2 separate regions of the Homo sapiens genome follow, and region 2 is linked to region 1. A link is a loop called in an ENCODE intact Hi-C map of the cell type or tissue named here. Cell type or tissue: PC-9. All regions are shown on one strand. Each heading gives the region's core, and the rest is flanking DNA. Links, peaks and the distances in the headings are about the cores only. Region 1 overlaps LOC105369890 (a long non-coding RNA gene). Region 2 overlaps LOC105369890 (a long non-coding RNA gene).

Region 1 (2,828 bases), core at 138-2,637:
CCTTCCTTCCTTCCTTCCTTCCTTCCTTTCTTTCTCTTCCTTCCTTCCTTCCCTTTCTTTCTTTTCTTTCTTTCTTTCTTTCTTTCTTTCTTTCTTTCTTTCTTTCTTTCTTTCTTTCTTTCTTTCTTTCTTTCTCTTCCTTCCTTTTAATTTCTTTCTTTCTCTTTCTTCCTCTCTCTCTCTCTCCCTCTCTCTCTCTCTCTCCCCCCCCCACCCTTCCCTTTCTTTCCTTTCTTTTGACAAGCAGTCTCACCCTGTCACCCAGGCTGGAGTGCAGTGGTAAAATCATAGCGTACTGCAGCCTCAAACTCCTGGGCTCCAGTGATCTACCCACCTCAGCTTCCTGAGTAACTGTAACTTGATGTGCGTGTCACCATACCTAGCTAACTAAAATATGTCGTGTTTTTTTTTTTTTTTTCATAGAGACAGGGCCTCACTCTGTTGTCCAGGCTGGTCTTAAACTGCTGGCCTCAAGCAATCCTCCCAACTTGGCTTCCCAAAGTGCTGAGATTACAAGCGTGAGCCACTACGCCTTGCCTGGATGCAATTTCTAATTATGAAAATCAAAAAAATCTCTTAGGGTCACAAAAAGAAAAGTCAGATTTATTGAAATACTGTGTTAAGTTAGAGTTTACTATTTCTCTTAAAAATTTACATTTCTCCTCCCCATTCACCTCTTCTCATGCCATTGTACATCCTTCCTTGCACTTTCCAGGAAGCATTTAAAGTTTTTCAGCAGTCTGCAACCAGTAATCCTGTTTCTATTTATAGGATTTTAAATCCTGGCTTCAAAGGTACTCAGGCAGTAGACTGAGAAGATTGTGGGAGTGTGGAGGATTAGCCTTAGGCAGCTGTATGACAAAGCAGTCTATTCACTCCAGATAAGAGTGAAGGAGGTTGAGACTTATAATTCATTTCACTTACATCTGTCTTCTAGACCCCTCCTTAAACAAAAGGGGGAGAAAATTGTTCATTCCCGCTTTCTGCGTTTTAACAATCTCTTTTATTTCTGCTCTTGGGAGGTGGAGAAAGCCACTACTGAATGCTGTTATCCTGAAGTGAGGCTGAATTTTGCCCACTCCAAGCAACTGCACTGCTAGGACTTTATGTTGCATCATAACCCAGCCACACCCAGTGATGCATCGGTGATTGCACCCACACCCAGTGGGTGGGAGAATGACTTCCACATCCTTTAGCACCTTGGGAAAAGTCCTCAATTTCTTTAAACCACAGAGTGGAATGACTCACAGGAGACATTTCCATATCAGCAGCCTTCCAAGACCTAACCATAGCTCTCTGACTTTCTGCATTTGGTGTCAAAATGCAAGTCCCTGTGCTTTGATTGATTGAAATGCAAACCCTAGCTTGGGTGCTGGATTAGCTGTATATCTGATTTAAATTCGCACTAATCCTCTCCTGGGATTTCTTCTTTTCCTGGGCACTAATTTGGTAAGGATGACAAGTGGGCTTAATTATTTCCTGTCTAAGGAGACTCTAGGATATGTACCTGTATTAAGTAAAAGAGAATGGCTTTGTATTTAACCTCTTTAAAGGAGCAAATGAATGCGTAATGTCAACATTTTTGACACCAAAATTTCATCTGAGGAATAGAATAGAATATAACACATTTTCATGGCTTCACGTAGTGATGGCATAAATTAAGCTGACTAGTAACCTAAGTCTAAAATGAAGGTAATTATGAAAATGGCCTGTGCTCTCAGTTACTCAGGAGGCATAGGTGGGAGGACTGCCTGAGCCCAGGAAGTCAAGGCTGCAGTGAGCTGGGAAGGCACCAGCACACTCTAGCCTGGGCAACAGCGTGAGACCCTGTTTCAAAAATATATATATTATAATTTATACATGATATAATAATATATATAATATATAAAAATATATAATTATTATATAATAATATATGTAATATATAAAAATATATAATTATTATATAATATATATTACAATTATATATAATAAACAGTTTAGCCGTTTGTCTTTAAATATATATTATATATAAAATATATATTATATGTTATATATGTTGTATATAATATATAAAATATACATTATATATTATATATGTTGTATATAATATATAAAAACTATATAAATATATAATATATAGTATATATTATATATAAAATATTAAACTGTTTAGCCATTTGTCTTTATATATAAATATATTATATATAACATATATTATATTATATATCATATATGTTATATATGATATATATCATATATATGATATATGATAGATGATAGATTATATATTATATATGATATATAATAAATATTATATATCATATATAATATATATAATATTAATATATAATATAAATATATAATATTAATATATAATATAAATATATATTTATAATATATATTTATATTATATACAATTATATAAATATATAATTGTATATAATTATTTATATAATATGTAATATAATCTTATATATATAATTATATATTATATATGCATGTTATATATAATACATAACATATATAATATGTATATATAATATATATTTATATTATATATAATATAAATATAAATTTTATATATAATATGTATATAATATATGTATATAATATTTAATACATATAATATTAAACAGTTTAGCCATTTGTCTTTTTATATATATAATTTATATATTTATAGAAATTATATATATATAATTTACATATTTATGTAAATTATATATATAATTTACATGTTTATGTAAATTATATATATAATTTACATGTTTATGTAAATTATATATATAATTTACATGTTTATGTAAATTATATATAATTTACATGTTTATGTAAATTATATATATAAT
Region 2 (2,828 bases), core at 63-2,562, 120 kb before region 1:
CAGCTACTCGGGAGGCTGAGGCAGGAGAATCTCTTGAACCTGGGAGGCAAAGGTTGTGGTGAGCTGCGATCGAGCCACTGCACTCCAGCCTGGGCAACAGAGCGAGACTCCGTCTCAAAAAAAAAAAAAAAAAAAAAAGAATCTATCACTTAAACGACAGGGCACAGATCCCATCTTGGTCCCCACCTCCATGACCTCATCTAAACCTAATTACCTCCCCAGAACTCTACCTCTGAATATTATCACATTAGAGGGCTAGAGGGCAGAGCTTCAACCTGTGAATTGGTTGGAGGGAAGATACAAACATTCACTCTGCAAATGTATTTTATTGTAAGGAAGAAATACTAAATGAATTAATCAAGTAAAATAATATAAATGCAGTTCATTTTTCTCCATAATAAAGAACCATTAATAAACTGTTAAAACACAATAATTTTCCCTGGGCTTCTGTGTGTGCTCAAGATTCACCACCCTTTTCTCTTATGACTTAATTATGACAGTGTAGCACGTGGATGTTGCCTTTGACTTCCCAACATCTTTTCTACCCTCCCCCAGTATGTGGCTTTAGTGTACTTTGACCTCAGCTTCCAGGTGAACTTTGATTTGCTGTATCCAATCGTAGAATCCTACTCCCCTTGCTAGCAACTGCTTAAGAACCCAGAAGTAAGCCAATTATTTCATAACTTTCCTCTGGAGCCAGTTAATGGCTCAGGGTTGAATATGTGAGACCTTTTGGCCAAACCAGATTGAGGAAGGACTTATGTTCCGTGGTTGGGGAAGATGCACGCTTTATTTCCCTTTAGATGTGAGGAAGGGGAACATGTAGCCTGGCTTATCACTGGCAATCATCTTGCAATCACAAAACTGGAGAGAAGAAAAGAGTATACGTCCTCAATCATATTATTGACTTGCTTGAGAAGCTGTTATGTTTATTCTTCGCTGCACATTCATTTATTTGATCCAATAAATTTCCTTATTGGCTTTTTAATTACTTGTTTAAAAAATGTGATGACATACACAAATAGTACAAGTCTTGGTGATGAACATAGTGGATCTAAAGAGAAACTTAAAATTCATGAAACATTTGCATCACTTTCTGTAAAAAACAAGTAAATACAGATTAAAATATTATTTCACTTGAAAATTTAAATTTGTACACAATAGATTCACTCTCAACACCAGAGGGTGGGGACAATATCTAGGTTTACTTTCTGTTTCCAGTACCTACTATGGAAATTGAATAATTTGTCTCTACAAAATTTAGTTTAATTAATATAGTATTTATTATTATGTATTTAGATTGCTTGTATTAACTCAGTGGTTTGAAATATCTTCGGAATTATAACATTCTGTTGCTCAATTTGGATTACTTAGAACTCTTAATGAGCTCACAGCTTAGTCGGGGAGACAGCTATAAATAAACATTTATGATATAAAGTGATAGACACAAAAATAAAATGCTTCCAAGGCGTGGAGGAAGGAGTACCTGGCTCTGACTGCAGTGTGGTCTTGTTGAGGAAATATTTCCTGATAATTGCATTCTTTAAAGTTGTGTAATAGTTTACCTGGCAGGCATGAGGGTTGGGGAGGTGAAGAGAGGGCCTTCTAGGCTAAGGGAACAGCGCATGCAATAACGCAGTTAAGTAGAAAATAAATCATGGCATGATTAAGAAAATCTAAGTAGTGTAACATTTTTGGAGAGGAAGAGAAAGGAACCAACATTTGTTGAACAACTAAGTTGTGTTAGGAGCTGAGCTAGATTGATTTAATTATTTAATTCTCCCCAAAATTCAAAGATTAAGAATATGCGGTTCAAATGGAATGGAAAATTTGGCTGTTTTGGCACAGCAAGTAAACAGTGGAGCTAGGATTTGAATCTGGGTTAGTTTGAGCTAATATTCAGGCTTTCTCACTAAAACATAATTCATATCTGAATCTTAGGTTACGTCTAGGCCATGGCAGGAGATAAGGTTCAAATTTAGGCAGTGCCTGATAGTAGGATCCCTGTGTGCAGTGGACAGTTGGAAACAAGGCCAAAGTAGAGATGATTTGGCGGGTAATAAACAATTTGATAGTTATCATCCTACTGGTTGTATTCATCACATATCTGTAGTCACAGTCATCCAATGATACCATTCAGGGTGAGAAGGGAGAAGGCCAAAACAAAGCTTGAAGAACACCAATAATTAAGGAATATTCATGGAAAAGGAACCAGAGAAAAGAGACTGAGGAAGAGTGACCAGAGAGTTAGGAAAGAGTAGGAGATGGAAGCCAAAGAGTTTAGAATTTCAGCCTAAAGGTGGCAGTTAAAATGCTTCAGGAGAAGATCACAGGCAATTAAGCTTCAGTAATATAAGTTCTCCCATCTCCATTCCAGTAAGTGATGGGTGGATATTATTAAAGGCAATTATTCCCAATCAATTTTTTTAAAAAAACATTCTTGCAAGTAGACTGGCCATCCAATGGGAACAAGATATTTCAGGGAACACTGATCTCAGGAATTCTATTGGAATCTCTAAGTTGGAAGATACCTTACCAGTCACCTTTATGTAGTGGATGAACTAGTTGTATACTTATGCCCAAACTTGCCCATCCGAGTATACAAGAAACTTATTCCTGATATCACTTAGGTTAGAGGGCTAGAAGACACCTGTCTTTTCTTGTTTACGTGACCATTTGCTCTTTAGAATATATCAGTAATAACAAAACAATAAACATTTCCAAATTTGTATCATTTTTGAGGTATCTTGTAGGTTTCAGTGCTCTTTCATACATATTTATGGTTTGATTCTCTCCTCAAGCTTGTGAATGAGACACAGAAATAAACA

The links. A loop is a pair of places that touch in the nucleus more often than their neighbours do. Peaks named below come from ENCODE experiments on the same cell type or tissue, not always from the same donor. Only the 100,000 strongest peaks of a DNase experiment are listed, where the experiment ranks them.
Region 2: it touches region 1 in a loop (9-fold over the local background); 5 of 110 quality-filtered maps call a loop at or near these places.

The regions. Positions count from the first base shown.
Region 1 is chr12:90,090,273-90,093,100 of GRCh38, forward strand. All of the region lies in intron 10 of LOC105369890 (a long non-coding RNA gene), which reads left to right. Among named protein-coding and RNA genes, the nearest start is that of LINC02399, 140 kb to the left of the region's middle. RefSeq lists an enhancer at 807-1,409. In PC-9, for the core only: no CTCF peak of the experiment used is centred there; DNase peaks (open chromatin) are centred at 799 and 1,199; H3K4me3 peaks cover 690 bases; H3K27ac peaks cover 1,760 bases.
Region 2 is chr12:89,967,743-89,970,570 of GRCh38, forward strand. All of the region lies in intron 6 of LOC105369890 (a long non-coding RNA gene), which reads left to right. Among named protein-coding and RNA genes, the nearest start is that of LINC02399, 21 kb to the left of the region's middle. In PC-9, for the core only: no CTCF peak of the experiment used is centred there; a DNase peak (open chromatin) is centred at 1,539.